Regions from separate parts of the Homo sapiens genome. Here region 2 is linked to region 1. Evidence: chromatin loops called from intact Hi-C (ENCODE). Cell type or tissue: sigmoid colon. All regions are shown on one strand. Links, peaks and the distances in the headings refer to the core of each region. The heading gives the core; the rest is flanking DNA.

Region 1 (15,839 bases), core at 3,057-11,056:
TGCACTGCACTTTAGTCATTGATATGAGAGTTCCAACTGGTTGCAAAATTATACCCTTAACCAGAGAACAGCAATTGGAGACACAGACCCAGATAAACACATTAGGTGACGCCCCAATTTGGAGATAGACCACAAGCCATTTAAACAAACAGGATCAGGTGTTATTACTACCGAGAAGAAGTGTGATTCTTGAATCTTCTGTTCCCCTGAACCTTGAACTCCTATTTGCCCTGCATTAAGGAACTTAACGACAAATTGCTAAGCCTGACAGGAGGGAATTCCGGCCTTCTGTGCTCACAGTTTCTGTCCCTGTTCTTGTCAGTGCTTCATGATCTAGATGAGTGGCAGCAGTCCTCTAGAACCAAGGAAGGCCTTCAGTGCGTGTCATCCGCATCCCGTAGCGAGCCAGCCGTGATTCCAGCATCAGCCTGATACCTTCCGATTCTCCCCGCCCAGAACTCCACTCACCGTCATTTGTCCAGTGGGTTCAGTGGAGATAAAAAGGGGGAGCCGAGTGCAAAGTCACCTATTTTAACAAGAATAATAAACCTGACTGCCCTGGGAGGGTTGACACAGGTTTCAAGGTGCTGAGTGCAAAAGTCCTCCTCCTGTTTCATGTTTCCCCCTGTAATTGGAACCCCTGTAATTTTTTAGTGATAACCAAAGTGTTATTCCCCTGTTGACTCTTTTTGCTGAGGGCTTAAAATACAAACATGGTGCAAAATCTTACTACCTTAGGGGAAAGGAGGTAAAGATAGAAATGTGTTGATTGCAGTGATCCAGGTAAACCCAGCATATACCAGTTACATAGTAGTTATACCAATACCTGTATTTCCTCTGCCTCTCACTTTCTAAAATTCCTGCAGACCATATTTGCAAATGATGAACAAGAAGGAAATACAGTGGGTACAAAATGTGAAATAGATCCTCCAAAGAAGTACAGCCAACAAGTTGCCACACCTGTGCGTGTACCAGGGCCTCTGAACTGTTTGTTCCAATCTCCAGCCTTTTGAGAGTGCCTCTGGCCATGCGTCCAACAGTCACCAAACAAAAGAGTAGAGGAGAGGCACACTTCAGAGGAGGGTCTTTCTGTTAATCATCGTGACCAGAAGGACTCTTCAACCCAGAGTTCTGGTCATCATCAAAGGAGGCCTGCACACAGGATGGGCGCTTGGGGAGGGCTGTTTGGAAGTCAGACTGTCGCTCTGGAAATTTCATTACAGCAGCCACTGGTGCGCCTGCGAAGGCTCATGCCAGCTGCTGCGATTGCAAAGGCCTGGGATCAGATCCCTGGGCTCAGGGTTTAGAGGAGAACAAGGGAGCTAGACTGGGGACCCGGAGGGGCCTCAGCAGGGAGTCCTCGGGAAAGACACTTCAGAAGGTGGGGCACCTCAGCTGCTTTTCAGACATGTGCCTCCAAACCCAGTACCTGTAACTCATAACCTCTGGTCTGATTTTGAACAAGCTACCCAACCTGTGTCAGCCTCAGTGTCCTCGTCTGTAAAATGGGAACAGCAATTGTGCATCGGATGACTGAGATGTCCGTGTGCTATGTCTGTCCTATGATTCTGCGTCCTCATGGAAGGAGAAACTCCTGAATGTGTGCCCTTCCTCTAATTCCTTCTAGATGGACTTTCACGTCAAAGTGTGAATAACACAAAGCTGAGAGTGCTGTGAGAGTGCCTTCAGGGGCATTTAGTATGTGGGTTCGTTCCTAGCACCATGGCCCTGGCCAAGCTTCCAGGGTAAGGGGACTGTCTCTGAGCCGTTGACCACCTAGAGGCGCTTTCTGAGGCCACCACAGCCCCCGAGCCTCCTCCACATCACTGCCCAGAGTGCGGAATGGAGGGGTGGGAGGGGTCAGGACACGGGCAGTTCCAGCCAACGATGGCACCATCTGCTGTGACTCCCGGTGACCTGCGCCACTCCAGGCCAGCTTCCAGCCGGACAGGCCGGGCCACACCTGTGCTGACCACAGCATCCCCGGGCAGCCCCGCTCTTCCAGGAGTGAGAGCTGGACATGAGGGGGGCTCCACGAAGGGGCATACATGGCACAGGAGGCTCTGATTTGGAGCACAGCCGTTAGGAGTTGGCAGCGGAAAGGAACACAGCTTGCAGAACAGGGGAGCCGGGCCCCAGGGATCAGACCCTCCCCAGCCCTGGGCCCGGAGCTGGCAGGAATTCCCCAGCCACCGCCGCCACTGCCCCTTCCAGCCAAGCCCGCCTCTTCTCGGATTCGTGACCCGGGAGGATGGGCTCCTCTGTGGCCGTCCCATCCTGGAGAAAACACAGAGTCCTAGAGCTTTAGGGCCTTTTGTTTTTAATTAATAGACTTTGTGTTCAGAACAGTTTTAAGTTTACAGAAAAACTGAACAGAAACTGCAGCAAGATTCCACGGCCCCTCACTCCCTGCCCCACCGCTTTCCCGAACAGTAGTGCCTCCGTGAATGGGCACGCTTCTGCAGTCGGTGAGCTGAGCTACTGACTAAAGGCCTTGTCCACACTGGGCTCGTTCTGGGGGGACAGTGGCGATTTCTGGCAGATGAGTGGACATGTATCCACCGTTAGGGAATCATGCTGCCTGAAAGGGCCCCCAGCGCTCCGCCTACTCCTCCCTCCTTCCTTTCTGCCCCAGGGCCTTAGGATTGTACGCAACAAAGTAAGGGAGGAGGTTAGGTAGAAATAACAGAACAAAGCAGAGATATTTGTAAGCAGCCTCCAGGTAAACACAGTCACCTGTCTGAGCAGGCTCAGGGGTGGCCAGGTGTGGGCAGGAGGCTGGGCTCTGGCTTCCTCCGGGACTCAGTCCTGTCAACTCCTCTTCATTTCCTGGAATCCTTCCCTCCCGGGTTAACTGCAGCAGCTTTGCCAGGAACTCTGCTCTGCACCTTCCCCTCCGGCCTCCTGGGAGGTCCACCTGGTGCTCACACTCACAGGCACCTCAAGCTCCTGGGGGTGACAGTGGGGTGCTAGGCAGCCGTCACATGCAGCAGGCAGCACCTGGCTGGCCTGTCCCATGCTTCTCTTGACCACCTCTTTTGCTCACTCCAACCCCAGGCCACCTCTGCCTCACAAGCCCTCGGGGCTGAGTCGTGGCTTTCTGAGCTGGGGGCATCGGCAGGTGCGCAGGTGCCTTGGGCAGGAGTGAGCAGCCTCTGGGCTCCTTCCCACGGCCCCACCTCTGCACATCCCCACCCTCCACACTGCTGCATTGGAAACTGTCAGAGAACCCCATCTTGGATTTGTTCTGATGATCATTTCTGTGTTGTTGACAGGTGCTGGCATTGACGGAGTGGAGGAAATTAAGCGCCATCCCTTCTTTGTGACCATAGACTGGAACGTAAGTTGCATGCCACAGTCCCCACCTGCACACGCGTGACACAGAAGTGGGTGGAGGGAACATACGGCTTGGTGCAGAGGGTCCTCAGTGTCCGGGTCACAAGTAGGTCGGAGGTGAATGTAGACAAGCCACCTGCAGGCAGGGAGCCCCCAGGACCCTGCTGAGCGGGCTGGCAACTTGGGAGGCACAGACACGTGAGTGCCCCTCCCTCCAGCTTGAGGCCTGAAGTCCCCTCAGCTTTCCTCCTTCTACTCTCCTCTGCCCATCAGAGTCGAGGCTTCTGTCCTCCCTGCACCCACTCCCCGGCCTCTCCGAGCCCTGCATATTCCCGATTGCTCCAGGAGTGACTGTCTTCTAACCTCAAGGGCTGAACAGACAAAAGTCATGACAAGCTGCTCAACCAGGACCCTTTAGTGCTAGGGCTATGGGCAGGCCCAGATTCGATACTGCATTTTCCATCGTTAGTCAAGCTGATGCCCACGTGGAAGTCACATTTAAAAAAAAAAAAAAAAAACAACAGTGCCGAGTTGTTGGAATAAACTGGAGCTTCTGTTAGTGGAGTTATTGGTAAAGCCTCCATTTCCAGTTCTCTGGGCCAGGCTGGACATTGTCTGAGAAGTTCTCGTATCTCACTTTTCACCAAGCTACAAGTGTCAATTGCCTATTTCTGCCAAGACGCCAACTCCGAATGGTGAAGCAGTCAGCGTCTGACGCGTCCCCCACACAGGGAGTTCTCGCGGCTAAAACTCGGAGGCTGTTCCTTCCATCTGAGGAAGGCGATACCTCCTTTCCTATCAGTTGCTTTCAGCTCTTTCCTTTAGGTTAACACAAAAACAGCTATGTTGGGATTTTCTTTTCCTGACCTAACAAATTAACCTCAAAAGATTTTAATGGAACACTTTTTAAGATTTAAATGCCCTCTACAGTATAGAGTTTATTATCTGCTTTCGCTTTCCTCTCTGTCTTCTTTTTTTTTTTTTTTTTAGTCTCGCTCTGTCGCCCAGGCTGGAGTGCAGTGGCGCGATCTCGGCTCACTGCAAGCTCCACCTGCCAGATTCACGCCATTCTCCTGCCTCAGCCTCCCGAATAGCTGGGATTACAGGCGCCCCCACCACGCCCGGCTAATTTTTTTTATATTTTTAGTAGAGACAGGGTTTCACCGTGTTAGCCAGGATGATCTCGATCTCCTGACCTCATGATCCACCCACCTTGGCCTCCCAAAGTGCTGGGATTACAGGCGTGAGCCACCGCGCCCGGCCTCTGTCTTCTTTATGTCCTCATGGAGTCCGGGGCCTCCACGCATTTCATTAAGAGGTGGGCCCCACCTGCAGCCCCAGACCTCTCCTCTGGGAATGTGTAACACCAGTGCTGGATAAAACCAGCCAGCTCTCCTCTTCCTTCAGCCTGAGCCCCAGCAAAGCACTCAAACTGGGGAAGAGTGATAACTTTTTAAAACCTAGTTTTACAGTTCTGACTAAAGAACTTTCGTAAGATTAGACTTCTTTTCGAAAGTAAGATTAGAGAAAAGAGTGTAAAGTTTCAGGACATCTGTGCCTCCCAACCAGGACCTCCAAGAAATGAAAACCAAGGCCTCCCTTTGGAGTCTCTTACTTAGCTTCCCTGAAAATTTAGGCTTATCAGAAGCTCAGGCTGTGCTCACCTCACAGATGGGCACCTAAGGTCACTGTCATTCGACTCTGCGTTGGAATGTATTTTCTATGGAGACTTCACCTTACACGGCGTTTAGATCTCAGGCAAGCCTGTTTCATGAAGAATGGACCTGGGTGTCAGCCTGTGGATGGTTAGCACAGCACTGTGCCTGGAACCCAGATGCCTGCCCCTCAGGGGGTCACAGCATGTTGCATCCCCTCCCCTGCCTGCCAGTGGTTAAGGTGGGACCACACAGCTTCTCCCCGTATGATCTGCTTCTCCATTTATCCAGCCCTTTCTGCTGGGCGTCCCAGTCTCAGGCACTTTCCAGGGCTGGGGATAGAGCCGTAGATGGAACAAAGTCCTGCACCCGTGGGTCTTGTGATGACTTGGCAGAGAAAGGCGGTGGACAGATGGGTCTGCACATGTCACAGGAGGACACTGTGCTGACAAGGAGGATGCAGCAGGGGACAGATGGAGAAGCACACGAAAGTGGTCAGGACAGCCACACCTCACCCCTCCCATCCTCACGGAGCCTCCTTCCCATGCCTCCATGGAACAGGTTCCCCCCAAGCACTGGCTCCAGCTGGTCTGGCTTCCAGGGCCCCTCCTGCCCAAGTCTCCCAAGGGCTCACTGGTCTCCTCCTTCCAGTCTGCCATTCAGTGTCATCTTATGAGACCTGTCCTGCGGCTCTTCCAAACTGCAGCTCCTCTCCCAGCACCCCAGCCCCCGGCCTTGCTCTGTTTTCATATCCCTTATCACTTTCTGACTCGCCTCAAAATACCATGTGTTTCTGATGTATATTATTATTTTCTGTCTCCTGCCACTAGAATGTAAGCTGCAAGATCAGGAATCTGTGGCTTAGAGGTGTATCCCACAGCTCTAAAACAGGGCCTGGCTCAAAGGAGGCACTTTATGAATCCCTACTGAGTGAGTGAATGGATGAGTGAGGGAAGGAGGGAGTGAATGAGTGAGGGAGTGAATGAATGAGTGAGTGAGTGAATGAGTAAGGGAGTGAGTGAGTGAGTTAATGAGTGAGTGAATGAATGAGTTAATGAGTGAGGGAGTGAGTGAATGAGGGAGTGAGTTAGAGAGTGAATGAGTGAGGGAGTGAGTGAATGAGTCAGTGAGTCAATGAGTGAGTGAATGAGTGAGGAAGTGAATGAATGAGTGAATGAATGAGTAAAGGAGTGAGTGAGTTAATGAGTGAGGGAGTGCATGAATGAGTAAGGGAGTGAGTTAATGAGTGAGTCAACAAGTGAGGGAGTGAGTGAAGGAATGAGTGAATGAGGGAGTGAGTGAATGAGTGAGTGAGTGAATGAGTAAGGGAGTCAGTGAGTGAGTTAGTGAATGAGTGAGTGAGGGAGTGAGTGAATGAGGGAGTGAGTGAACGAGCAAATGAATAAGTGAATGAGTCAGTGAATCAGTGAATAAGTGAGTGAATGAGTCAGTAAGTCAGTGAATGAATCAGTGAATGAATGAGTGAGACTCTCAAGACAGGAGTCACAGCTGTCGAGGGAGACTTGCCCCCTCCATTTCCTCACTCTCACACTCTAGTCCTTCCTCCAGAGACCATGCCTGGGAGAATGGAGAACCAGGATTGCTGGGCTGGGAGGGGGAGCTGCAGGTGGGCAGGGCAGCATCCTGGGATGGGAGACCCTGAGGGCTGCAGCTGGTAGGAAAGAGAAGTCTCTTCACACCGAACCCCCAGGTGACACAGTGCAACACAGAGCACTCAGCCAAGAGTGGAGCCACTCCAAAGTATGCATGGCCCAGAAGGGCTTACGCACTTGCTAAGACAACCTTGTGAGATGCCTGGAATTTTAACAATACGATGGATTTGGAAAACTATGACACATTAGATTAATGTGCATTCCAGAATGCTGAGGTCCGGCGAGCTCTGAGCAGAAGCCGCCTTTTTCCTGTGGCAATAAGAGCCTTCTCTACACAGCGCCTCTGCTCAGGGTGCTCTGGTCTCCCTGTGGCTGGAAAGCAAACACAACCCAAGAAGGTGGCATTTCTGCGTGATTTCAAAGGAATCAGACTAGAATCAGAGCTGAGAAGTTCCTTTTGTTGCTCTTAGCACTTAATTTGATTTTATTTTGGCCTTGTTTTCGTTTTGAGAGAGGTCCTTGTGATTGATCAGAACCAGGCGTGTTTCCTTCATGTCTGTACTTCCCAGAGGAAGGCAGGCAGCAGTGCTAGAGGAATGGCAGGCTCTTGTTCTGCCCAGCGCCCTGAACCCACACAGCCCGTGAGTGGCAGAAGAGCTCAGAAATGCCACTTTTGCATTAATTCATGCATTTGATAAATAACGCTTGGTGCTCACCCTGGTGGTGCACCAGCAAAGTGTCCATGTCCATGACGTCACAGCTGGAACGCAGAGCCCCGTCCTCCAGCTGCTCACAGACTGAGGAGTCTGCTGTCCCATAACGCCATCATCCACCGATGGAAGAGGTTTGTGCACAGTGAAAGTGGCCAGCAGAAAGAGAGAGAAATGATGCCTGAAAGAGGGCGAGTGGAATTAACCAGCAGAGGGGCAGAAGGAGGAGAAGAAGGATGCTTCCAGCAAAGATGTGTAGGCATGAAAACACCGTGTTCAGGACACCGCGTAAACTGCAGGCACAGTCCCGCTCCGTGATGGTCTTAGAAGCTGTCAACATCTTGCTAGGATGAGTCCAGTGGTCCCCCCATCTCAGCTGATCCTCTCTCATGAGTCAAGTTTGCCCGTGTGTTCTCCTGTGTCTGCGGCCCCAGTAGCAGCCCATGTGTCTTCATGGCTAACCTCAAACCCCAATAACACATCCAGGCAAGCCATCAACCCATTCTTCAGAAAGCAGGGGCTAAAATGCAAGATGTTTAAAGGTATTTATTTAAGGGGTAATTTTACTCCGTGATGTATTTGTCCAGATGTGCCCATTCTGCTTTTCGGCAGCTCAGAAAACTGAAAACCACAGTTCAGCCTCATTTGCAAGAACTGTTAACACCAAAAGCCGTTCCCTCTGCAATGCAGACACTCCTTAATGACGAATGAGAAGACATTTCCTAACCACTAGATTTCTGCCTGGGTACTTCACCCAATGGCTTGCCTCAGGATCCAACTGGGAAAATATTAGGATATTTATTTTGCTTTCTGCTGCTCTCTGTGATCCGATACTGCCAGCAGATCTTTTTATTTATTTATTTATTTATTTATTTTTTTAAGTAAACACCTGTCATCCCACTGCTGTCCCCGGGGTCTTCAGTGGCCTGCTGGAGCAGGACCCATCTGCTGACAGTAAGTGTGGGGACGGTGGAGGTGTGGGCTGCTGCCTTTTAATTTAGCTTCAGAGATGAGCGAGTGAACGTCTGCACGGGAGCCATTCCTTCTGAAGGCCAGCTCTGCTTGATGAGCTGAGTGAGAAGCCACGAGTTAATGATCGGACTACAAACCTCTGCAGAGGATACGGCAGAGTCCAGCAGATAGAAGCTGTGTTGGTTTTTCCCCCGTGGCTGAAGCATGCTGAGAACACAGAATTAGCACGAACCCAAAAAAAGCTTCGTAAAAGTTAATCACTGCAGACAGCACAAGCCAGTCTGAGGACGGCTCCCAGCCCAGCCTGGCGTCCCTTGCAGGGGGACCCAGGGAACTGCAAATATTATTACAGGCAGTGAATGATGATGCTGGAGACACACAGTCACCAGGGAGGGACATCTTTGTTTCTGGAACTCTGTCCAGGGCCTAGACCCTTAGTATTGCACTGACTCTTATTATTACTGTTATTCGTTATTCATGATCAATACTAGTAGCTCATGTTTATGTTCTTTGTACAGTTTGAAACCCTTCCAAGCACACCATTAGCTGTGATGCTGTGAGATGGGAGAAACTTGTAGAGGAGACTGAGGCACAGGACAATGAGAAGCTTGAGGTCGCTCGGTGATCTGGCAGCGCGTGGGGTGTGCCCTGAACTTGGCTGTTGTGTGTCCTGGCAGGAGCAGAGGGTGGGTTCCGGGTCTTCAGGCCACTTTGGTCTTCTTGCCCACAAGTGGAGTATTTGCAGTATGGCGCAGAGAGTGGTTTGGGGGTGTGGGAGCTGTAGGCTGCGGGTCAGGGCCTCACAGCACAGGCGTCTCCATGCAGCTGTTGCTCCCATTGCCAGCAGCGAGATTTCTATCCTTTTATTCCTACATTATATACACTAGGAGCACTCCCCCTTCAGGGAACCCAGCAAGGACTCTGTGCAATGAATCATCACCCTTCAGGTGCTTCTTCTGTTGGACCCACCTACAGCCGGGTAAACTGCAGGCACAGTCCCGCTCCATGAGCCACTGACCTGTCACACCCATCGTGACGCTTTGAAAATCGTTTAGATTCTTCCTGCGGCGCTTTCGATCCTGTCTTCTCTCTGGTCTGCATATTTTTGCATTATTATTTTAGGAATAATCTATAAATGTGCCCTTTGCCTTATTGGAGCGTATTAATTCCAAAATGCCTGAAGCCAAAACCGTCTACAGAAGGCAGATGTTAGGGTCTGAGACCCCAAACTAGCATCTGTTTCCTATGTCATCACCCAGTTCCCGTTTTTCTGTTGCTGTCTCGGTCCTCTTCTCACTTAGCTGAAGGTCTTTAGTATAAATAGAATCCTGATGGGCCTGCTCCGGGCTTCCTCACGTGCGCTTGTTTCCCGTGAAATTCGTTTCAGCCCTGCGGCCACACTGTGTCATTCTGACATCCTGGGACAAATGAGATGATTTTAAATGTGCCTGGCGAATTTGATCATGAGACTGCATTTTCTCTCGTCGGTTTCGGCATGAATTGTCCCAGAGTCTCAGAAAGGGGGGATCCAGGGCAGAATTGCCAGTGTCTGTCTCGTTAAGCTCAGAATCCCAGGTGAGATGCTGCTGCTGTTTCACTCTCAACACAACCCTGCCTACAGTGGTTTACATACAAAGCAAGAGGCCGGATGACTTCTCCCCCAAAGCCTCAAACCCGTTCTTAGGTTTGCACATGGAAAGAAAAAGCATACACAGTAATAACACATATTAGCACCTTCCAAATGTTTACGCAGCATCAGGAAGACATTGACCGGCCTTTAAGATTGCAGCAAGCCTCGAGGAAGCCGTCCAAAGGGCCAGAGTGACCGGCTCCAGTTGGCCACCGGCGGCCCGCACAGAACCTCACTGCCTGGCCCAGACCAGAGTGAGAACGCAGCAGCCTCCAGCAGGTGGGGCATGGTGGTCTGCAGGCCCCAGTGAACAGGCTGTGTTCATAGCTGCGGTTGGCACACGGACCCATGTTACGGGGTGGCCAGTTGCCTGAAGGCTCCCGCGGCACAGAAGGAAGGCCCTGGCCCTCAGCAAGCGCTCCGTCCACTCTCACACGCATGCCTCCCTCTGGTCTTGTTGGGGTCTGTGAGCTGAAAGCCTGGGCTCACAGCCGAGGGGTGGAAAGCACGGGGAAAGCAGAGGCGGGCTTCCTCCTGCTGCCGTGTGAGGGGGAGCTATTTGTGTGGTACAAAAGTGCTACGGGACTACCTGGGCTTAGGACCTCCTCACTGGGCATCCCAGGTGACTCGCAGCACCGGGCTAGGCACAGATGGGGCAGAGCACAGGGGAAGTCTGAGCCCAGCCCCCAGGCGCAGTGTCCTGGGCTGGAGGGAACCGGGACCTGACTTAGCAGCAGATACTTAGTATTAAAGGAGTGGGATGGCCTCAGCCCAGAGGAGGTCACAGCAGTACCAGTGCTGGGCTGTGAATCTGACTTAGAAGGCAGGAAGGTGACAGCCTCTGGATGTGAGCCTCCAGAGGCAGGGTGGTCACAGATAGAGCCTGTGCTTTCCTGGACAGCTGTGAAGCGAGGCTGTGGTGCCTGCCCCATCGGTGGACGAGGAGGGAGAAGGATGTGGCCTGTAGGAAGCCAGGCAGAGCCTGCAGCCCTGCCCCACCGGGGGTTCCATGGGGAGGGGAAGGGGTTCCAAGGACAGTGGCCAGTCGCCTCAACATCCAGTCCTCCTTCTTGAAGAAGCTGGTTGACGTTGCACTTTTGAGGGTTGGAGCAGAAACAAGGCAGGAAGGGTGAGGTAGAGAAGGAAGCAGGCAGGGCCAGGGTCTCCCACCTTCACCCTGGGTGGCACCTGCGCGATGCTGTGTGGTGGGGCTGTTATGGGTGGCTGGGTTCTGCACACCCTGGCCTCCACCCCTTGGGAGCCTGCAGCGGTCACACAGGTGTGGCAGCCAGCAGTGTCTTTGGGCACTGCCAAATGTCCCAGTGGGGGCAAAACCCCTCTATGAAGAAGCACTGGGCACCAGGCTCTGGGGATGGTTTTATCAGAGGCTGTGGTGGGGCAGGGGCAGGGGTGGGCAAGATGGGTCCCCAGGATGATGGAGGAAGAGCTGGCACGGAGGAGAGGAGCTAGAGGGGCCATGTGGGCCCCTGCTTTCCGGAGGTAAACACTTCACACTGGAATGAATACGTGACAACCAGTTTTGTATTTTATTTTGTTTTTAATGGAAATCTCTTGTGTAAATAAATTCCTCCTCATAATAAAAGTAGGAGGCCTGGCTCTGTGCTGGATCGAGCTAGTGCGTGCTCTCTCTCTTTCTTACCCCCTTCCCCTCCCCCTCCCCCATTTCTCCCCTCCTCCCCTCCGTCTCTTTCTCCCCCCACCCCCTCTCTCCCCATCTCTCCCCATCTCTCTCTCTCTCTCTCTCCACCTCTCTCCCTCGCTTGCTCTCACACAGAGGGAGGATGTGATTTTGACTTCAGCAGGATTCTTAATAGCCCGGCTCTCAGGACTCTCTGGGTGGGGAATGGGCTGCACTGGCCTGTTCGTGGCACCCGATGGCCTGGGCTTCCCAGCTCAGGAGACTTCCTCAGGCAAGCACATGTGTCTGGGGAGATTATTCCCACCTGTCCTGTGCCTCACTGCAGAAAGCAGCGTCTTTTCATTTCTGAAAATGGCTTGAAGAGTAACTCGGTGCTAATGAAATCTATGCCCCCAAGGCAGGAAATGAGCAAATAATTCAGGGCTGAATTCAATCCTGTTTCTCCTCCGATGGTTCCCGCGTGCACGCCCTGAGCTCTTGCACATCAGGGCACATCCTGCTGCCTGATAAGCCCCCGGGGGAGCTCGGGGGCGTCTGTTGGCACCTCGCCCTCCTGCAGTAGCTGTGGGCCCTGGTTTCTGGCCTGGGCTCTGACCCAGGTGCTCCCGGATAAGCAGAGCAGGGTGTGCCCCAGGTGGGACCCAGATGTCAGACGCCCTCCTCCCTCCTCTCCCTTCCCGTCGGGCCTCATCGGAGGAGGTGTTGAAATTTGCTTTCCAGAGATGTAGAACAGGTTTTAGCTGGAGTCACTGTGTCCATTTTCCAGAGCTGCACGGCCATGAGGGTCCCTGAGTCCAGAACTGAGCTCTAGATGGTCACACACAAGTGCCCAGGACAGGACTCCAGGCTGGATGTTTTCTGCGAACACCGTGGGGACCCTCCCTAGGCAGGATTAAGGAAACCCCATGCTCAGTGGGGGGCAAGACCCCAGCCTGGCCCTGCCCTGCTGCTGCCCTGCTAACTACCAGGCTGGCCCCTCAGCACACTGGCATGGCCCGTGCCTTCTGTCGTCAGGGTGATTTGACTAAACCCAGCATCCTCTACTGAATCTGCCCGGAGGTCCCTCGGCCTTCCAGTCAGGCCTCAGGCCCCAGTCCTCCCTCCAGTGCCCCTCCCCCTCCACACTTCTCTCAGCACTGGGCTCCCCCGGCTCCCTCCATCTAAGCACCACCTGCAGCATCACCCGCCTGAGGACTACGCCAGGTTCCAGGTACCTGTGTGTGCTTTCTTTACATTGAATTCCCAACAGAATGCCTTGTTGCCCTAGAGGATTGAAAACAACACATCTCAGCTTTGGAAAGCATTGTCAGGCAGGCAGCTCTGAGACCGGAGCACAGAGGGCTGTGGACTTTCTGTGCCTTCTGTCCAAGGTCCTGTTGGGGAAATAAGTTTGGGCCCAGAGGGGGCATGGGAAGGGCCGGTTCTCTGCAGATGCAGGCGTCCTCCTGTCGAGGAGCCTGGGCGCCCTCATTCTGACACCCAAGGCAGGTTTCTGGCAGAGGTGCCAAGGCCCCAGAGCACAGGCCCTGAGACACTGGCAAGAGAGCACCCTGGGGTGGCTCTGGGTCGGCGGTTTTTGCAGTGCCCCGCAGAGCTGAAGTTCCGTGGTGCTGGCCCCAAAGTCCCAGGGCAGGGAGGAGAGAGCCACACGGCCTCTTCACTGCTGTCCCCAGTGGGGGCAAGTGGTGGCTGTCCTGTATGATTTTACTTGGAAAAGAAGATTCTACTACCAAGAAGAAGCTAGAAAACTATTGCCCTAAAATGAAGAACACTTGGCATGTCCCCAAACCCTCATACCTCAAACTATGCCTTTTCTATACCTTTCTATAATACATCGTTATTATATATGCCATAGTATCTATCATACTACACATAATATATTTTATGCCATCTATATTTCAGAGTATTTAGAAATCCCTTGTAATCCACAAGGCCAATGCAGTCTGTGATAAGAACATCCTTCCCTCCCCACAGCAGGTTTCTCTGTCCCCAGTGTTCTGTGGCAATGTCTGTGCATCCTCAGTGCCCTGTCTTGCTTTCCTTGTATTAATAGACGCTGTACCGGAAGGAGATCAAGCCACCGTTCAAACCAGCAGTGGGCAGGCCTGAGGACACCTTCCACTTTGACCCCGAGTTCACAGCGCGGACGCCCACAGGTGTGTGCCACAGTGGTTCCCTCTATCGGTGGCTTCTCCCACCTGACCCCTTAGAGACAGATATCTAGGAACAAGAAATTCCCATGCCTCAGAATTCTTTTCATGGAAAATAACTGTCCATTCTGTTTGGGTTTTTTGTTGTTGTTTTCTCTGCTCAGTGATAAAGGTTTAAGTGATAGCCCCAGTTCTCTGTTGTTCCCTATATAACCTCCACCTTGGAAATGATGAAGGTATCCTTATTCCAAGACACCGGTCCAGTTACTTCCTGTGTCAGAGAGACACACAGCAAGAGCAAGAAAAGAAACTGGAGGCAATTAAAATCCCTCTTTCAATTAAAGTGCATTTACGGAGAGGGAAGGCTGTCAGTTATGTCTATAGATTTATGAGCTATAGATATTATTCATGCAAAAAACAGAAACCCATTTGAAAAGTAGTATCGGCTACTAAATAGCACAGCAATTGGATGCATAGATTTGGTCTCCTGGTGTGTCTGAAATTACTCTTGGGGTCTAGCAAATTTCATCAGAACTGGTCAGCTCCCTTTAAAAGTTATCTTTTTGGGATATTAATGAATTAAAGTCTGCTTTTTTATATATGGTAATTATCCTGGTCTGATAGGGCTATCATAACAAAATACTACAGACTGTGTGGTTTAAACAACAGTCATTTATTTTCTCACAGTCTGGAGGCTGGAAGTCCAAGTTCAAGGTACTGACAGGGTTGGTTCCTGGTGAGAGCTCTCGCCTTGACTTGCAGACAGCTGTGTTCTTGCTGTGTCCCCACGTGGCCTTTCTTCTGTGTGTGCAAAGACAGCAAGATGGAGCTCTGGTGTCTCTCTGTCTTCTTATAAGGACACTAGTCCTCTTGGATTAGGGCCCCACACTTTTATCCTCACTTAACTTCAGTTATTCTCTTAAAGGCCTGTATTAGTCTGTTTTCACACTGCTGATAAAGACATACCTGAGACTGGGCAATTTTTCAAAAGAAAGAAGTTTAGTGAATTTACAGTTCCACATGGCTGAGGAAGCCTCACAATCGTGGCAGAAGGCAAGTAGAAGCAAGCCCCATCTTACGTGGATGGCAACAAAGAGAGAGCTTGTGCAGGGAAACTCCCCTTTTTAAAACTCTCAGATCTCATGAGACTCATTGACCATCATGAGAACAGCACAGGAAAGACCCACCCCCATAATTCAGTCATCTCCCACCAGGTCCCTCCTACAACACATGGGAATTATGAGGGCTCCAAGATGAGATTTGGGTAGGGACACAGAGCCTGAGATTTGGGTGGGGACACAAAGCTGAACCATATCAAGGCCCTGTCTCCAAATACAGTTACACTTGGGGGTAGGGCCTTAACATTTGAATTTGGGAAGGACATAATTCAGTCCACAACACTAACAGTATGCTGGTTATGTACAAAACCATCCACAAGCTCCTTCTGTAGACATAAGTGGGACAAGTCCAGGGAGCTGGTGGTTGGCCAGGCTGCATCTTGGATCTACGGGGATTCACTGTATTTTTTCTCGCTGCTTTTGAATCTGAAATTTTCTTATTTTTTAAAAGATAATCGGGAAACAAATATATGGTCAACCACAAAATGTCAGGTAGATGAAGTTAGAGAATCCACTTTGTTCCTCCAGATTCAGCTGTTGGTGAAATCCCTGTTTCCCATATACCCAGATGAACACATTGAGGAGGGTGTGAGCGTGTGCAGATAGGGAGGGTTGCGGGGCTTTTAGCGGGACTTTTGATGGGCCTAGGCCAGCTCCTGACCCAGGCCACATTGGTACCAAGAACAGGAAGAAAGCTGATTCCGGGCACTGTAAACCAGGGAGTCATGCCACCGGCTGCTCAGTTACTTCTTTTGGGTCATCCTGCAGTCCCCAGGTAGAATTAAAACTATCATTATAGCTTTGGTTCATCACTGATTCATGATGTAATGAGGCTGCCTTGGAGAACACTTCTGGGTCTGCTCTCTCCGGTAAGTGACTGTGGGATTTTCACCTCACCCCATTCTCAGCTTCCTTAGAAAGTATTTGTGTGTTGGGGTTGGTCCTTCCCATTGACAAACTTAACCCAATTCACAGAACAGGATTACTTTTCAGTT
Region 2 (15,839 bases), core at 4,117-12,116, 230 kb before region 1:
AGACTGCAGTTTTTTGTTTAGCTACATGATTGAATGCATAATAAATGCTTTGTGCTTTTGACTATCAATACCTAAAGAAAGTGCATCAATGAAGAGATGCAGGACTTTCAACTGATTGGCAAAAAGCAAGCTTTAGCTTGTCTTACAGGATGCTTAGTTTGCCAGTACACTTCAGACCAATGGGACAGTCATAGATGGTGTGACAGTGTTTAAAGGCAACAAAAGGCTACATTTCCATGTGGCCAGCACTGTCATGAGCCTCACTAAGCTATTTTGAAGATTTTTAAGCACTGATAAATTAAAAACAAAAAATTAGACTCCACCTAAAGTAGTAAAATATAGCAGGATTTCTGTATACTGTGCAATCAGTTCTTTGGAAAAAAAAGTCAAAAGATAGAGAATACAAGACAAGTTTTTGGGATATAATTCGAATGACTGTGAAAACATATGACCTTTGATACCGAACTCATTTGCTCACTCCTTAACTTGACAGCAAAGCCCAGTATGTACAATTGTGTTGGGTGTGGGTGGTCTCCAAGGCCATGCTGCTCTCTGAATTGATTTTGAGTTTTGTTGGTAAGATGATCACAGTCATGTTACACTGATCTAAAGACTTGTATATATCACCCTTTAAAAAGATCACTCTGCCTCATTCTTATTTCAAGATGAATTTCTATACAGACTAGATAATGTTTTTCTGAAGATCATATCAATTAGACATTTTGAAAATGATTTAAAGTGTTTTCCTTAATGTTCTCAGAAAGCAAGTTTTTTTTGTAGTTTTATCCAAAAAAATGCCCTTTTACCTTTGACTCTTCTCTCAAGATTCTTCTTGCTTTCCTTAACTAGGATCTGATGGCTCCTGAGAACCCACTTCCTTTGTGATCCTCTCAAGTGGAAGCAATTTGCTCTCTCTTTGCCCCTGAGACCTGAGTGCCAGGTCATCCTTCCTCTTCAGGTAGTTTTCTGACCACAGCCTTTCTATTAGCTGGACAAACATTTGCTTCTTTAAATCTCATGCAACCTGATGATGCCGCCTCTCCTCTCCTCTTAGTTGTCATCTACTCCACCTGTGTTACTACGGTGCACTCATAGGGGTCGCTGGAATCCATGCCAGTCTTCCTCATCACTACCATGCCTGCTATCTACTCGGCATCTTCCACATCCTCCTGAAAAACACATCTGACCACCTGACCTCTTCGTTCCTCGCCTCCTCATCTCCAGTGATGTTTATCTCTACTCCAAATTAGCCGTCATTCTAAACTTTGTCATCCTGGAAACTTAATCACTTCTAATTGACAAAATCATTGAGCACATTCTCTTGCCTCCATTTTCCGTCCTCCAACCAGGCTGGTTAAAAAGCCACAGTGCAGATGCCTGTCCTATCAGAACCTCCCGTCCGCTGACGAGTTCGCCACCTCATCCACCAGCCCTTCCTGCCAGCAGCTTCTTCCCTCTCCAACAGAGAGGCAGTAACTACTCTATTGCAATATTCAACGGAAGTTGCCCTTCAGCCTTTTAATTTTGATCATTGGGGAAAATCACAGCCCCAGAAGAAGTCGAGTGTTTCCTGTTCTCCATGTCTGTCTAATACCTGACAGTTGCTGGGAAAGACACACACTGGGCAGATGGTTACTATAAAAATGCATGGTACCCAACCTCATCAGCCTTTGAGAACTTCCCTTTATTCTGACCATAGCCCTATACTCACTTTGCTCTCACTCCACAATGACTGTTTTCAACCTTCTCCATTGACCTCAGCCTGACTTCCACTGGCCAGCATTCTCTCCAGAGGTTGACCTTGCTTCCCACCAGACAGAAGTTTTTTAAGAGTCATCACTCAGATACATCCTAAAATTCCTGCCTGTGACCCAACAGATTTTGCTGTATACCGACCCATCCTCTTCTTCCCTTCTGGTGATATGAAGAAAGTACTTCACCTGCTACACATACCAGGAAATTTATGACACTCTATTTTGTGTCGCAGTCCTTTCTCTTGTCGGATTTTTTATATTTTTGTGGAAATATGCCCCAGCATTTCCTATGTCACCCATGTACACACATGCCCATTGCACGGCACAGACAGGAATCCCAGCCGGACCCCAGTCCTTACAGTCACTCTCTTCTCTGCACAGCAAATCCTTGTAAAGAGATTTAACTATCGACTCTTTCCCCACTTCTTCACCATCCTTCTACTGCCAGTCTGTATTTCTTCCAATATCCATTCATTCCACATACAGCCGCCGAGTCCTCCCCGTGCCAGATCCTGCCTCATTTTCTGGGGCTACAGAAGTGAGCAGAGCAGGCAGACATGCCTTCTGTTCCAGTCGAGGGAACGGCCATCCATCCATGTTGCTTAGTCGGGTGTGTGTGTTTCCATGTCTGTTTCAGTTCAGTACAAGCCAAACAAACCCTGTAGCAAAGAGATTTCAGAATGTTGGGACTTAAATAGGAGAGATATTAGCCTCCCTTCTGGGATCCGGCCCACAGCTGAACAGTCCAGGCTGGTGTGGAAGCTCTGCTCCACCAGGTCATCCAGCAACCAAGGTTCCCTCCATCTTCTCGCTCTACCATCTTTTAGGGTGTGGTTCTTGTTTGCAGAGTTTAAACTGGGTCAGTTTCAAATTGGATATTCAGCCTTCAGAAAACAGAAAAGGAAGAAGTCTACGACAGTGGCTTCATCTTTATGGAGATTCCTTGGGAGTTCATCGATTCCCTCATATACCATTGATCTGAACCTAGCCCCATGGCTACACTTGACAGAATGGAGCTGGGAAATGTAGTCTCCATCTCCAGCCAGGTGGCTGCATGCCCAGGGGACATTCTGCCACAGTTCCAGCCTACTTGATTTGTGGTCAACTTCCGCTTTCATTTCTATTTCTTGGGTTGCACTATGGTTTATTTACAATGTGGGGATATCCTATAGCTTATATGAGTCTTTTTTTTAACTTTACCTTCTCCCTAGACAATATTATTTCCTCTGTAGCTGGTGTATTAGGGTTCACCAGAGAAACAAAACCGATAGGATATGTATCTATATCTATATTTGTATCCATACACACACACATATACACACATACAAATACACACACACACACACACACACATATATATACACACACAGATTTTATTGTAAGGAATTGGTTCGTACAACTATGGAGGCAGACAAGTCCAAAGATCTGTGCAGTTGGCAGGCTGAAGTCCCAGAAGGGCCCATGGTGTAAGTTCTAGTCTGAGTCCAAAAGCCTGAAAACCAGGAGAGCCAATGGTATAGTTTGAGAGCTGGAAGGCTCAAAACCCAGGAAGAGCTGGTGTTTCAGGTTGAGTCCAAAGGCAGAAAAAGATTGCTGCCCCAGCTCAAGGTGGCCAGGCGGGAAGGGGTCCCTCTCACTTGTGGGGGAGTTGGCTTTTCTGTTCTGTCCTTTCACTGATTGGGTGAGACCCACCCACATTGGAGAGGGCATCTGCTTGACTCCATTCACCAATTTAAATGTTCGTCTCCTCCCAGAATACCCTCACGGACACATTCATAATAACCCTGACCAGTATCTGGGCACCGTGCAGCCCTGTCAAGTTGACGTAGAAAATGGACCGTTTCAGCTGATAAACATTTGCTCGGTTAAGGAAAAATGGGGGAGGAACTGTTTTAATGGATGGTTCAGGGGCAATGATTTGAGCTGTGGATATGTTCACTGAGTTTCCTGGGGAATATTAGAATAAAGGTTTCTACCAGAGAGTGGAGATATTAGTCTGAAGCTCAGAAGGTAAGTCCAGGATAGAGATAAACTTGGAGAAATCATCTGAATACAAATGATGCATTTCCATCTACCTATTCAGGTTTCCGATGAGCATCTCCCATCTCTCATTTCTGATCACCCCCGTATTGATTCAGTCCGCACCCAGCTGATAGACTACCACCCAGATCTCACGTGGGGCTGCTTCTCCCCACAGCCTAAGTGCAGGAGACATCCTGCTGTTTCCTGGAGAGCTGCTAATCCCACTCCGGCTCTTCCCCATATCAGAGTCAGTTGCTGTGCAGCCTAAAACGGCCGTCCCCAACCTTTTTGACATCAGGGACCGGTTTCGTGGAAGACAATGTTTCCGTGGAAGAGGGGGGAGTGCAGGGAGGGAAAATGTTTGGGGATGAAGCTGTTCCACCTCAGATCATCAGCCATTGGATTCTCATAAGGAGTGTGCAACCTGGATTCCCGCATGCGCAGTTCACAGTAGGGTTCCAGCTCCTATGAGAATCTAGTGCTCCTGTGAGAATCTAGTGCTCCTATGAGAATTTAGTGCTCCTATGAGAATCCAGTGCTCCTGTGAGAATCCAGTGCTCCTGTGAGAATCCAGTGCTCCTATGAGAATCCAGTGCTCCTGTGAGAATCCAGTGCTCCTATGAGAATCCAGTGCTCCTGTGAGAATCCAGTGCTCCTGTGAGAATCCAGTGCTCCTAGGAGAATCCAGTGCTCCTAGGAGAATCCAGTGCTCCTAGGAGAATCTAGTTCTGTTGCTGATCTGACAGGAGGCAGAGCTCAGGCTAGAGAGGTAACACTCGCTTGCCTGCTACTCACCTCCTGCTGTGCGGCCTGGTTCCTACAAGCCATGGACCTGTACCAGTCTGAGGCCTGAGGATTGGGAACCCAGTCTAACAGACATAATCAGAAAAATACATTCTTCTAATTAAAACCCTGCAAGACCCTCACTGCACTTAGGATAAAACCTAAACATGTTAACAAGAGCTTACCCCATTTTCTGGCCAGTTCTGGCCATGTACGTCTCTGTGGGTCTCCTCAATGACACTGCGCTTTTCTCTGGCTCCGGGTTTGCTCCTGGGGGTTGTTCTGTTTGTGTTGTGTTTGTTTTGCCATTGGGTATTCTTCAAGCGGGCTGCTCTGCACACTTCTCTTTGCCTAGAGAATCTGGACCCACCTTTTGAGTTTCAGAGTTAGTGACCTTTTCTCAGAGAGGATGTTCCTGTCTCTCCAACCTGGGTTCAAGTCTTCCTGAGTCCATTCGCATAGCAACTCACTGCACAGCAGCCATATCAACTGTATTCATAGATTTGTCTATGTCGTTATTTGCTTAGTGACATTTTCTCCACCGGAATATTAGCTCCTTGGTGGCCAGGATAGCATCTCTCTTCCTCACCACTGTGTTTCCAGAGCTGATCCCATAGCCTAAGTGATTAATATCTATTTATTGAATAAATGGATATTACAAGCAGACTTATGTAAGCAAATAGCATATGGATCACATTGGTATCTAAAACCCAGCTGGGAGGAATGGTAAATACATTAGATGATGAAACGGCAAGCATGCTCAATCAATATTTCTTAAATGAATGAATTACTCTCTTTCTCTCTCAACGTGGAAAGATGCAGTAAGGGCTCAGGTCATTCAGATAATTATGCTTTGTGGTATGTTTCCCACCAACAACAGTAGATTCGACTAGAGGCACAGAATCACTCTAGCAGAATGCGAGTGATATTTAAAGCTACGGGAAGGTAAAGGGTTCTCACCATGTAGGGAGAGGTTCGCATCAGCTTCCTGGATCCTGCAATTGCGACTTTGGAATGCAGTGCCCCTGCCCAGTTACCAGGTGGTCAGAGCCTCAAAAAGTGTTAGACGAACTCTTCTGGGCCAGGCTTTGTTCTTCGCAGTTTCAGACATTTTTTTATCCTGGACGTTACTAGAAATCTCTCCACAATTTAGTTAAGGAATCAAGAATCACTGGAGTAGTGACTTTATTGTATTGGAAGACCGTGAATGGAGAGATGGGTGAACAGAAAGAGACTACAGAGTCTTCTAAACAATATGGGATGTTCCCAGCAAGTTCACCTAAAGGAGGAGAAGTGCCAGCCAGGCCGTCCAACTCCCGCTCCTCTGTGGCCCAGGTGAGTGCTTCAACAGGAAATAAAGCAGCCGGTTCCTGTGTTGGTCAAGTGATCTGCCAAGTGAAATTCCTTCTCAAGTCTCTGGGTATCCACATGGCAAAGAACCTCCGTGTGTGGGAGGCAGAGAGCATGTGGGCCATCCAGCCCTTTGGAGATATAAGGGCAGCGAGCCCCAGTCATAAAGAGGTTCGCCATCGTCTTGTCAAAAATGACTCATAAATTCCTGATGAGCTGCAATGTCACACAATGCACAATAGAGACATTCTATCAATTTTGTCATTTAACAGAATGGCGAGAACTATCGTTAAGGGAGAAAGGAATTTCTTTGAGGTAGGGGACAGAGGGATGTCTAAGGAAGAGGTGAGGTTCTGGCCTTCACCAGCAAACCACAGGAGTAACCTGTGCCTAAGGGGTGTGTCTAAGCTTGGTGAGTGGAACTTGTTTTTTATGAGTTACTTTTATTTTTGTGGCCTTTCTCCCTCAAATTGCTGACTCCAATTAAGCTGTTGTTTGGGAAAGCCCAGGACAAAAACCTAGTGGACACGGCTAGAGTTTCAAATTGGTGGCACACTGTATTCACAAGGATGCAAACGACATCATGTTAAATTGCGGGGGAGGGGGATATTAATGGTGCAGACTTTCTAAAAAACTGCTGGAGACATTTTATGAACAAATTGAGTGTACCCTCGATCTCCCTGGCCACAGACCAGGCGAGAGATCCTGGCTAAGTGGACTTGGAGCAGTCCACAAATATGGAACAGGGAGTCCTCCTGGGGCTTTGCGATGGAGGCGCAGGACCCTGAGTGCACGGCTGAGACGCTCCTTTTTTCCATTTCTTTAGTAGAGGCCCTGCTGATGTGCAAGGAAACCAGAGTTTTAAACTTACAAAAATAGAATCTCCAGAAAAGACACATAACTAAGGATATTAAAAACAACAAGAATCACTTCCGCGTGTTTAGCAGCTTGATCTGCAGCCTTCTCAGGAGTGGAGAAGGTCCCAGAACATCTGGATTTCACAGGCAGTGATAGGAGGCAAAATCCAATCGCTGCAGCACCTCCTGCGAGCTGCGGTGCCAGGTGCTCCTTCTGATTTAGGCTGGAGACAGGCAGACTTGCAAGGGAACAGGTGGTCAATTTCGCTAAACTTGCCACCCAACGGAAAGAGTAGCCCTATATTAAGCACTTGACTCTGAGGTGTTGGACTGAGTCAGTTACTAAAAGTGACATTGTCATATCCTTGCTGCAATCAACTGCCTCTTGCCCTCTCCTGAGTTTCGGATGATCCCGAGTGACAATTAGCCTGAATGTTTACATACTCCCGTGGAGGTTTGCTCTCTGAAATGTGGAGGAGTGAGATGCTCCATGCTTGAAGAGAAAGACAGTGTGGCTCCCTGGCCAAAATCGTCATCATTTCTAACTTAGGCGACATGCTCTCTCTCCTCCGCCAAGCCTTCTCTAAGTTCTATGGGATATTGTTAGTAAGTACCCTTGTTTACCTTGTTAAAAAGCACTTTGGAGCCTGCCGTGTTGTTTGGTTTTGTTTTTAAGATGGTTCCTGATCCGCTCTGGAAGCCAAACAGGCCAGTTAGTTATTATTTGGCATAATAACGGATGACATTTGTAACTTTTTTTTCCTTATTTCTTAATATTTTACTTAATATGCAGCTTAGAGTAGGTTTTTTTAGCATCCAATTTTCTCATGTTTTCTGTCCTTGTTTATTCTACTTTATTCTACTTTGTTCCTATGTATCTTTAAACTTTGGCTTGCAAAAGTTTCCTGCTCAGCAGAGCGTCTGCTCTCTGTCCAGTGTTATTCTGTCTTGTCCTTGAGTTTGCCATGGCTGGGTTTCCATCGTCCATCTCTGCACACGCTGGTCCCTGGGTTCGACAGAACACTTTTCTCACAGCATCTTCTTCTTGGGCATATATTCAGTAGGGGGCGATTTTAGTTTATAGCTTGAGCAGAGGTAGGAGGATAAGCGCTGTTTGCTTCTTTTATTTTTTTCTGACTACTTCTTTCCTTACTTTTCTTTTCTCTCTATCGCCTCACTTTATCCCTTTTACTCTTCTGTTCTTCCCTTATTTTATCTTCCCAAGACAACAAATCTTGACAGGGGACACTTGTGGGAGGTGGAGAACCCACACGTCCACTTCTCTGCTTCTTCCTCTTCCATGTCATTTAATTTTAATGCACGCTTGTGAATCTGCAGTTCTTTCCCCCAACACAGGACGCCCTGACCTGTAACTAACTCCAGAGGGAGGGAGGATTTCAGCTGATGGGTGACTGCTCCTGGGACACGGGGAATAGCTGCCCAGGAGCCTGTGGCCTGTGTGGCTTCCTCCCGGCCTCACGTGCTTCTTGAGCTCTCATTCTGGTCTTTGTTTTCTTTTGCTGGCATTTCAATTTCTCATTTCCTTTCCCCGTGTAAGGGTATAGAAGATGGATAAATAGATAATTACATAAATGCCTGCAATCTAGTTAGCATTGTTCTTTTGTAACATGCTTTTGCCTCAAACCAAAGGAGCCTCCACTCCTTTTGAAGATGAAATATTTAGATAGGGGCCTTAGAAAATGTCACATATGTCATGGCACGCATGGTACTAATGGTGGGGTGCAGGTAAGTCGTGTCAAAATGTGGAGTAAAGTTAAGAACACATCACGGAGAGGGTCGGAGCTCCCTGGACTCTGAGGGAGGAGGGCTTCTAACAGGGCAGCAGGGGAGGCCCGGGCTGAGCACAGTACCCTGAAAACCGGGAGGTGAGATGCGCTTGTGTGCAGGAGAGAGAGCCAGGAGCAGGGGAACAGAGAGCTTGGCGGGGAAGGTGTCGGGCGCCTGGGGCAGGGAGTGACACACGAGAAGAGTTATTTTGGGAATAGCCTGGCAGGTCTCAGGCTGGACTGGAGTGGAGAGAGATTAAAAGCAGGAAATCGTTTTGAAGGTTGTTATAGCATGAGTGAGTCATAAGATGAGGAGGGCCTAACCTGGCATGCGGGCCGTGAAAACAGAGAAGGAAAGAATCCAAGGAACTCCTGAGGTCAAGTCCTGGCAGCACTCTTAGTGGAGGCTAGAACCCGGGGCCGTAATTTTCAGGGCAATCAGATGGCAGAGTCAGGTATAAAAGGAGAAGCAACATTATGACAGAGCGCAGGTCTCCCGGCATGAGTTGGCAACGCTTGAATCTTCTAGAACCTACAGTTTTTCATTTTCTATTTTCGTTATGGTTTAAAACCATCAAGAATATATTATATGGACTGTGTGCTGTTGATTATTATGCTGTTTACTGTTGATGATCACATTAATTATTTATTTAATGCTTTCATGTAATTAATGTCCTTTATAAAACATTATAATCAAGATGGCATGCCACAGAGTAAGCCCTGTAAACACCTGTCCACAGCATGCCTGTTCAGGGTCTCCGTGGTCAGAGATTTCCCCTGAGAAAAAATGAGAATTCTAAGACTTGCCACAGTGCAGGGGCAGTGTTTGCTAAGTAGATGGTGTACGTCCGTTTTATAGCTGAGGAAACTGAGGCTTATCTAGCGGAAGGGACTTTGAGGAGTGCAACCCAGGGAGTCTCACTGTGGACCTGCAGAGCTGAGCCCCCGTCCCCTCCTGCCCCCAGGGAGCGGATGTGTCCTCATCCACAGAGAGGAAAACCAAGGCTCACGGAGCTGCATCGAGGTGTCAGAGGACGCCTGGAGTTCCGACGCGTGTCTTCGAGCTCATAGAGGGAGTTCTTCTCCCTTTGAAGAATCCCGAGAACTGTGTAAAGCTGTTTGGCACCTTGAGACATAATTCTAGCCACGCAGGTGGCTCAGACTGTCTGATCTTGTGATAGACACTTGATGGGAATCCTGTTGCCTTTCTGTGCTGACATGTCTGTATTTCCGTATTGCCTCTGGGGCTAGGATGCTCTGTCAAGGAATAGACCAGTTTAGCCCTGATGGTGTGGAATGAACAGGTCTCAGTGGTGGCCCTCAAGGACTCACTCTGGATGTAAGGACAGCTTGACACTCCCCTCCCAGAGCAGTGGATTTATGTGAAAAAGCTGTGGGAGAAAAGACCCCGTCACCCCAATGCTGGGTGCTCACGTCAGACTGGTGGGTTGTGATGTGGTCCCAAAGCAGCCTCACACTTCACCCTCCTCCCTCCACCCCTCAGCTTGGTCCTTCCCCTGACAGGCCACCTCCAGGGCTCCCAGAGCCCCTCACCCAATCCCTAGACCGGAGCCATGCGGTGGGATTGCGGGACCGTGCAGCTCTGCCACCTCCTTGGGGAGGGAACGCAGTGTGGACTCCTTGGCCACAGCAGCAGGACCAGAGGCCTCCTGGTGAGGTGGGTGGGCCTCAGCTTTGCTTCCTGCCACTTGGCCTGAGGGCCGAATATTAAAACTTTCATGTGGCTTTCTCTGGTCCTGGTGTCCTCGGTGTGTGCACAGAGCCTTGCAGAGCAGAACCCTCATGGGCACAGAGCTGCTTCCACCAGTGCTGTCTTCACTCAGCTACAGTTGGATGGTTTTGTTCAGGGACACCAAACTTTTGCCTATGAAATAGGGGGACATTTATTAAAATGCCCGAGGCTTCAAACAGCTGTCTGAGATGCCTGCACTCAGTCTCCCACACCTGTCCCACTAGGTCCCCCTGGCCTGCCTGGGGGGTATCACCTCTGACCACAGGGCCAGCAGAGCCCAACACCTACGAATCCAGTGGGGAGAAGCAGATTCCAGGATCCCCTGGAGGTTCTAAAAATCGGAACTGGCCATGCTCAGTTTAACCAACACTTTCCTCGGGATCCTTACTTATTTTTTCATTCAATTAAATATTTATTGTTTGTTCCACTGTGGTCATGTCTACTCTTTTCCTTGTATCACGTTGGGAAGCCACGCACACATATCCGTGGCAGGTGCCTGTGTGCAGAGAGTTCTGCTAACGCTGCAGGAGTGCCTTGGGATGCTACCTTCATCCCGGGCTCCTGGCCTTGAGTTCATCTTGGTGTCAATTCAGACACGAGTTCTGTTTTTGGGACAGGAAACCAGTCTTCTCTGCAGGGGTAAAGAAGTGGTGTAAATCCACATGGAAACATGGTGCTCGGCACTGAGAAAGCGAGGGCTTTGGTAGGGGAGCGCTTTTGGCGCAGCCTCCAGGCACAGGGCGGCCAGAGCCCTGCTCACCTGGGCGAGTGGGGAGGACCTGCTCAGGGCTGGCCTTCGGCAGGAGGTTCCCCTTGTACTCAGGGAGTTTCCTTTGTTTTCGGGGATGCTATTAAAGTTAGCCCTGAAGCAAGGGTGGATTTCTTTCCACTCCACTGAAATCTCTTGCTCTGCATTCAGGCTGTGCATGGTGAGGGCATTCTAACTTTGTTGCATGTAATAATTCACTTAGTCCTTGTAATTTTTTAGGAGCACAATTACGATCTCATTTTGCAGATGAGGAAACTGAGACAGGAGATGGCCCCACATGGGTTCATGTGGACATGAAGGTGTGGAAAGAGGGCTCCCAGGCTGCCCCCATGCGGGGTTTCTGTTGTTTGGCTAACCTTAGGCACGTCCTAGCCCCTAAGCACAACTGCGGTTTCAACGCTGTCTGTTGCCAGCCTCACGCTGACGCTGTCGCTCTCGCCTTCCCGCCCCCTACCTGGGGATCATGTCACCTCCTCATGGTGACACTGTGTGCCCCTCTCCTAGCCACCTGCTTCTTACCCTTTCATCCTCCAAACCCAGTGATTTTGTTTTACCCCACGGTTCTGCTCATTGCTAGGGGGCACACGTGGCCCTGCTTAATCACTTGGTCCTGACTTGTGAACCCAGCCACCCGTGGCCAGCTCCCTCTGCAGCTGCACTGGAGGTAAAAATGTGCCCCTGGCAAGGCCGGGGATGAGCAGAGGGGGCCGGGCAGGTGGGACACGAGTGGGAAATTGAGGTTGAGGACCCTGGCGGGGGCCCTGTGCAGTGTCCCAGTGGCAAAGCTTGTGTCTTTTTCAAGTTCCCCCTCAAAGATCCACCACACACGAGCTTTAGTGAGCCAGGGAGACACCCAGAGACCTCGGAGGCAGGCAGAGCAGACAAAAGAGCACCCCAGCTGCTCCACAGTGAACCTGGAAGCCCTGCCAGCTCCTTCGCCTTCCAGAGACCCGTCAGGGCCTCCCAACCCCACATACCCCTCCCACCCTGAGGTCTGCGGCCCTGTCTCCCTCCTCCTGCCTTTTGAATACTCACTCCATCTCCTCCCAGCCAATCCCTGTCCCGCTGTGTCATGCAGAGCAGCCCAGCTCTGTCCCTGCTCCTTCCCAAGCAGGCTCCCCCGTCCTGTGAATAGAACCCCCTCCCCAGTGGTGGTCTGGGGGCCTTTGTCTCATTGCCCATATCTTCCAGGTCTCACTCCTACCGCAGGGGGCTTAGAAGCATTCTTTGGACCACACATAACCCAAGATTGATTCTGGTAAAGGCAATTTTGCATCTCTGTGCACACGCATTGAGCAAATCCTGATAACGCTCCACACAGAGCCGCCGACGCAATGCTGCGCTTCATTTAAACGTGCCCAACTTAAATTTGTTTGAACGTTCTGTTTGCTCTTCAGCACAGAAAATCAAAGTTCAATAAGCCACATCTGAGCAAATTAAAATGACTGGATTCCTGCAATTCAAATAATTCAGTAAACCATCTTAATAGAAAAATAAATAGAGTGGAGTCAGCTGGCTCCCAATAGTTGAATTCTTCAGTCAACAATTTTCCCTCCAAACCACCTCTTCCTTTTCTTTAGCTTCTGGGTGAAAAACCCCGCTGGCCTCTACTGGTGTCCCCCTGCCCCCACTAGAACAGCAACAAGGCCACGCTCACAGGCAGGGAGGTGCCACTGTTGTTCTTTCAATAGTGAATATATACACAGCACCATGGACACTCAGTAATGGTGCCTTGTGCTATCAAGGCATGTGCGTGTCCAGTGCAGACTACAGCTGTGTGTTCCTCATTTGAAATTTGGGTCTAATGATCCCCTGCCCTGTGACCTTGTCAGGGTCAACGAAGCGAGGCAGGTATCGCACCTGCCATGGCTCCTGGCACGCAGGAGGAACTCTGCCCGCGGTGGCTGCTGTTGCAATGATCACAATGCTGCTACTCCCCACAGAGACCGTGGAGGCAGTTGCTGGGGCATTGCTGTCTGTGTCTGGATCTCCACGGCCCAGGCAGAGTCGCAGGTGTCCGTGAAGGCAGGGCAGATGCCTTGGTTGGCTTGTGTCTTCATATGGCTATCTCAATAGCATGGAGAATGGGCGCAGACAGAGCTGCCCTCTGCCCTGCACCCAGTCAGTCCCTCCGGACTTGTACTCGATCCTATTCTCCCCTCACCCCTGTTCTTTCTCCTTCAAACCTCGGGTGAAGGAAGTGGTGGTGCTGTCCTGGATTTGTGGCCACACTGTAATTGGCACATGTTAATCCACCAGGTATGCACAGAGCTCCTACCATGGGTGCTGCTGTGAGTGCTCTCGGCTTGGTGCAGGAAACAGCTCCTGAACAGGTCCTCAAAACATAGCACAGTTAAAAGCAGTGACATAGGTACCATGGAGATACAGGCATGGACCCAGCTCAGCCGGGGAGCAAGGCAGCTTCCCAGAGGAAGCCAGGAGGCTGAAGCATGAGCAGAAGTGAGCCAGTGAGGGGTGGAGAATTCGGGGCAGAGAGAGAAGGAAAGCTAAGCCACATGGGCTGCAGGATCAGATGCACTGATGGGCTGGGGCCTGTCAGCAGAAGCCACATGGCCTTGGGTGCAGAGCATGTGTGCTGGCTCCAGAGTATCTGGGAGGTGCTGGTTTGGCATCAGAGGTTTCAGAAGTTCACACCAACCTGCTTGGATTTCAGGGCTTGTTCTGGGTCATTTCACCTCCCTGCATACAAAAAAGCAGAAAAGTTGCTCAGGAGCCCACCAGGTGACATGGAGATAACCCTGGGCCAGAGGGTCCCACAGTAGGAGAGGTCGGGTTGCTTTGCACGGTCTCCACACATCCTTGTTCCCAGTGACAAATCCTCATGCCTGGTGCCCGATATGCACCCTGACTCCTGTTCCTGGCGGCAGGACTCAGCAGGACCGACCTTACATGAGCATAGGATGGCCCTTAGGTCAATGCTGTCCTGATCTCTTCCCATCTCTGTGGGGTAGAACTGGTGTCACTGCCAAATAAGATTCTCGATCCTTCCGTAGGTGTCTGGAAAGGCACCTGGCTTATCCCAGTCATTCGTTCTCATTAGCCCTAAGACCTGAGGCTGTGAATGTAAAGACCTCACAGCTCCTTCGTCTCAGCCCCTTCGTTCGCCCTCTGTCCCCCTCCCTCCTAGGGCATGGGCCCATCGTCCATCACCATGGTGCATTGTCTGCGGGATCACTCGATGGTAGGAGTTAAAAGCAGTGATGTAGATACCATGGAGATAGAGGCACAGACCCAGCTTAGCCGGGGAGCAAGGCAGCAAGGAGGTGGTAGGAGATGTGGTGGGAGAAAGGGCACCAAGTACCTGGCTGTGTGAACCCAGCTTGAACCTCAGTCCTACAAGGCTCTTTGCCATAAGAAACGTGATGCCCATAGAATTGTCGTGAGGGTGAAGAGTGGTGGTGCACGGGGAGGAATTCTTTCAAAAGCTGGGATGCAGTGGGAGCTCAGGAAGAGTCTATGGATTTGAATCCAAGATCTTCCCTAATCCTAGGGAATGAAACTGTACTCCAACAACTCTCAAAGATGCATGGCTATGAATCCATCAGTTCACCTCCATGAAACTAGGGCAGAAAGAAAGTCAGAGGTCTGGGATCCTTGGACTCTTGTCCCGAGTGTCTGAGGGAGGACAAGTGGGATGGACAGTGATAGAAATGGCCAACAGATCATTTTAACCATTGCCCTTCTCAGCCTCTGTCCTCCCAGCCTGCACACACACCCCACACTCCATCAGGGTCCTGCCTGAGCTTTCCTCGGCCTCTGTCCTTCCAGCCTGCACACACACCCCACACTCCATCAGGGTCCTGCCTGAGCTTTCCTCGGCCTCTGTCCTCCCAGCCTGCATACACACTCCACACTCCATCAGGGTCCTGCCTGAGCTTTCCTCGGCCTCTGTCCCCGCAGCCTGCACACCCACCCATACTCCATCAGGGTCATGTCTGAGCTTCCTTGTAGTGCTGAGCTCCGCCCACTGGATGGGGACTTCGAGGTTGGGGTGCTTCCATGGAAGCCGGTTGGCCCTTGCAGGGCTCTGGAGCTACCATCCCGCAGTGACATCTCCCTCTTCCTGCAAGGGCCTCCCTGCAGTGTGGCTCCCAGTACCACGCTCTCTCAAGTAAGGATAGCCTCTTTTAGCTCCTCCTCTGGCACAATGTTTCTTGTTGCTTTTCAGATTTGTAAGACATTCTCTTATTATAAATTGGAAAGAAGGAGAAAGGGCATTTAATTATTAAAAAGTAGGTTCAGAATTTTTCTTAGAAAACAAATCAAGTTGTTCAGGGGGAAGGGTGATAAATGTTCAAGTTGGGAGGTAAAAGCGATGTAGGCTGGAGGTGAGGCTTTCGGGGATGGAGCTGCACTGTGGATACATCCAACGGCATCTGCCGGATTCCTGGGGCCTCTGGGGCAGAGCAGAGGAGGGCAGAGAGCAGGGTGAAGGCTTGAGGATGACTGCACCCGGTGAGACCCCACCTTTGGTCTCTGGTCTTCCTGGTGATGCAGGACAGGTGAGCCTCAAATTGGGGCTTAGCCTTCAAAGGGTCTTGGCTTCACCCAGGAGAGAATTCAAGAGCAAGCAGACGGTAGGGTGGAAGAAAACAGCTGTGTTGAAGCAGCAGTGTTACAGCTCTGTGACTGCTCCTGCAGAGCAGAGTTACCTGCTAGGCAGAAAGTAGCAGCTCAGGGCAGGCCTGCAGTCATATTTATACGCACTTTAAATTACATGTAGATTAAGGGGCAGTTTATGCA

The links. Hi-C counts contacts between places; a loop is a spot of excess contacts. Peaks named below come from ENCODE experiments on the same cell type or tissue, not always from the same donor. Only the 100,000 strongest peaks of a DNase experiment are listed, where the experiment ranks them.
Region 2: a loop joins it to region 1, with 2.1 times the contacts of the local background. A loop is called at or near these places in 3 of 110 quality-filtered maps.

The regions. Positions count from the first base shown.
Region 1 is chr6:166,457,342-166,473,180 of GRCh38, reverse strand. RPS6KA2 (ribosomal protein S6 kinase A2) reads left to right here. Exons shown (of 21, transcript NM_021135.6): 11 at 3,276-3,340; 12 at 13,630-13,732. RPS6KA2-IT1 (RPS6KA2 intronic transcript 1) reads left to right here and starts at 7,798. Exons shown (of 4, transcript NR_046793.1): 1 at 7,798-7,856; 2 at 9,674-9,861; 3 at 10,040-10,195; 4 at 12,343-12,518. RefSeq lists enhancers at 1,851-2,754, 2,755-3,658. In sigmoid colon, for the core only: CTCF peaks have their summits at 7,154 and 7,354; DNase peaks (open chromatin) are centred at 6,887 and 7,350; H3K4me3 peaks cover 598 bases.
Region 2 is chr6:166,684,326-166,700,164 of GRCh38, reverse strand. It overlaps a transcript of RPS6KA2 not described here and the pseudogene IGF2BP3P1. Among named protein-coding and RNA genes, the nearest start is that of RPS6KA2, 65 kb to the right of the region's middle. RefSeq lists enhancers at 5,403-6,602, 9,712-10,380. In sigmoid colon, for the core only: no CTCF peak of the experiment used is centred there; a DNase peak (open chromatin) is centred at 8,792.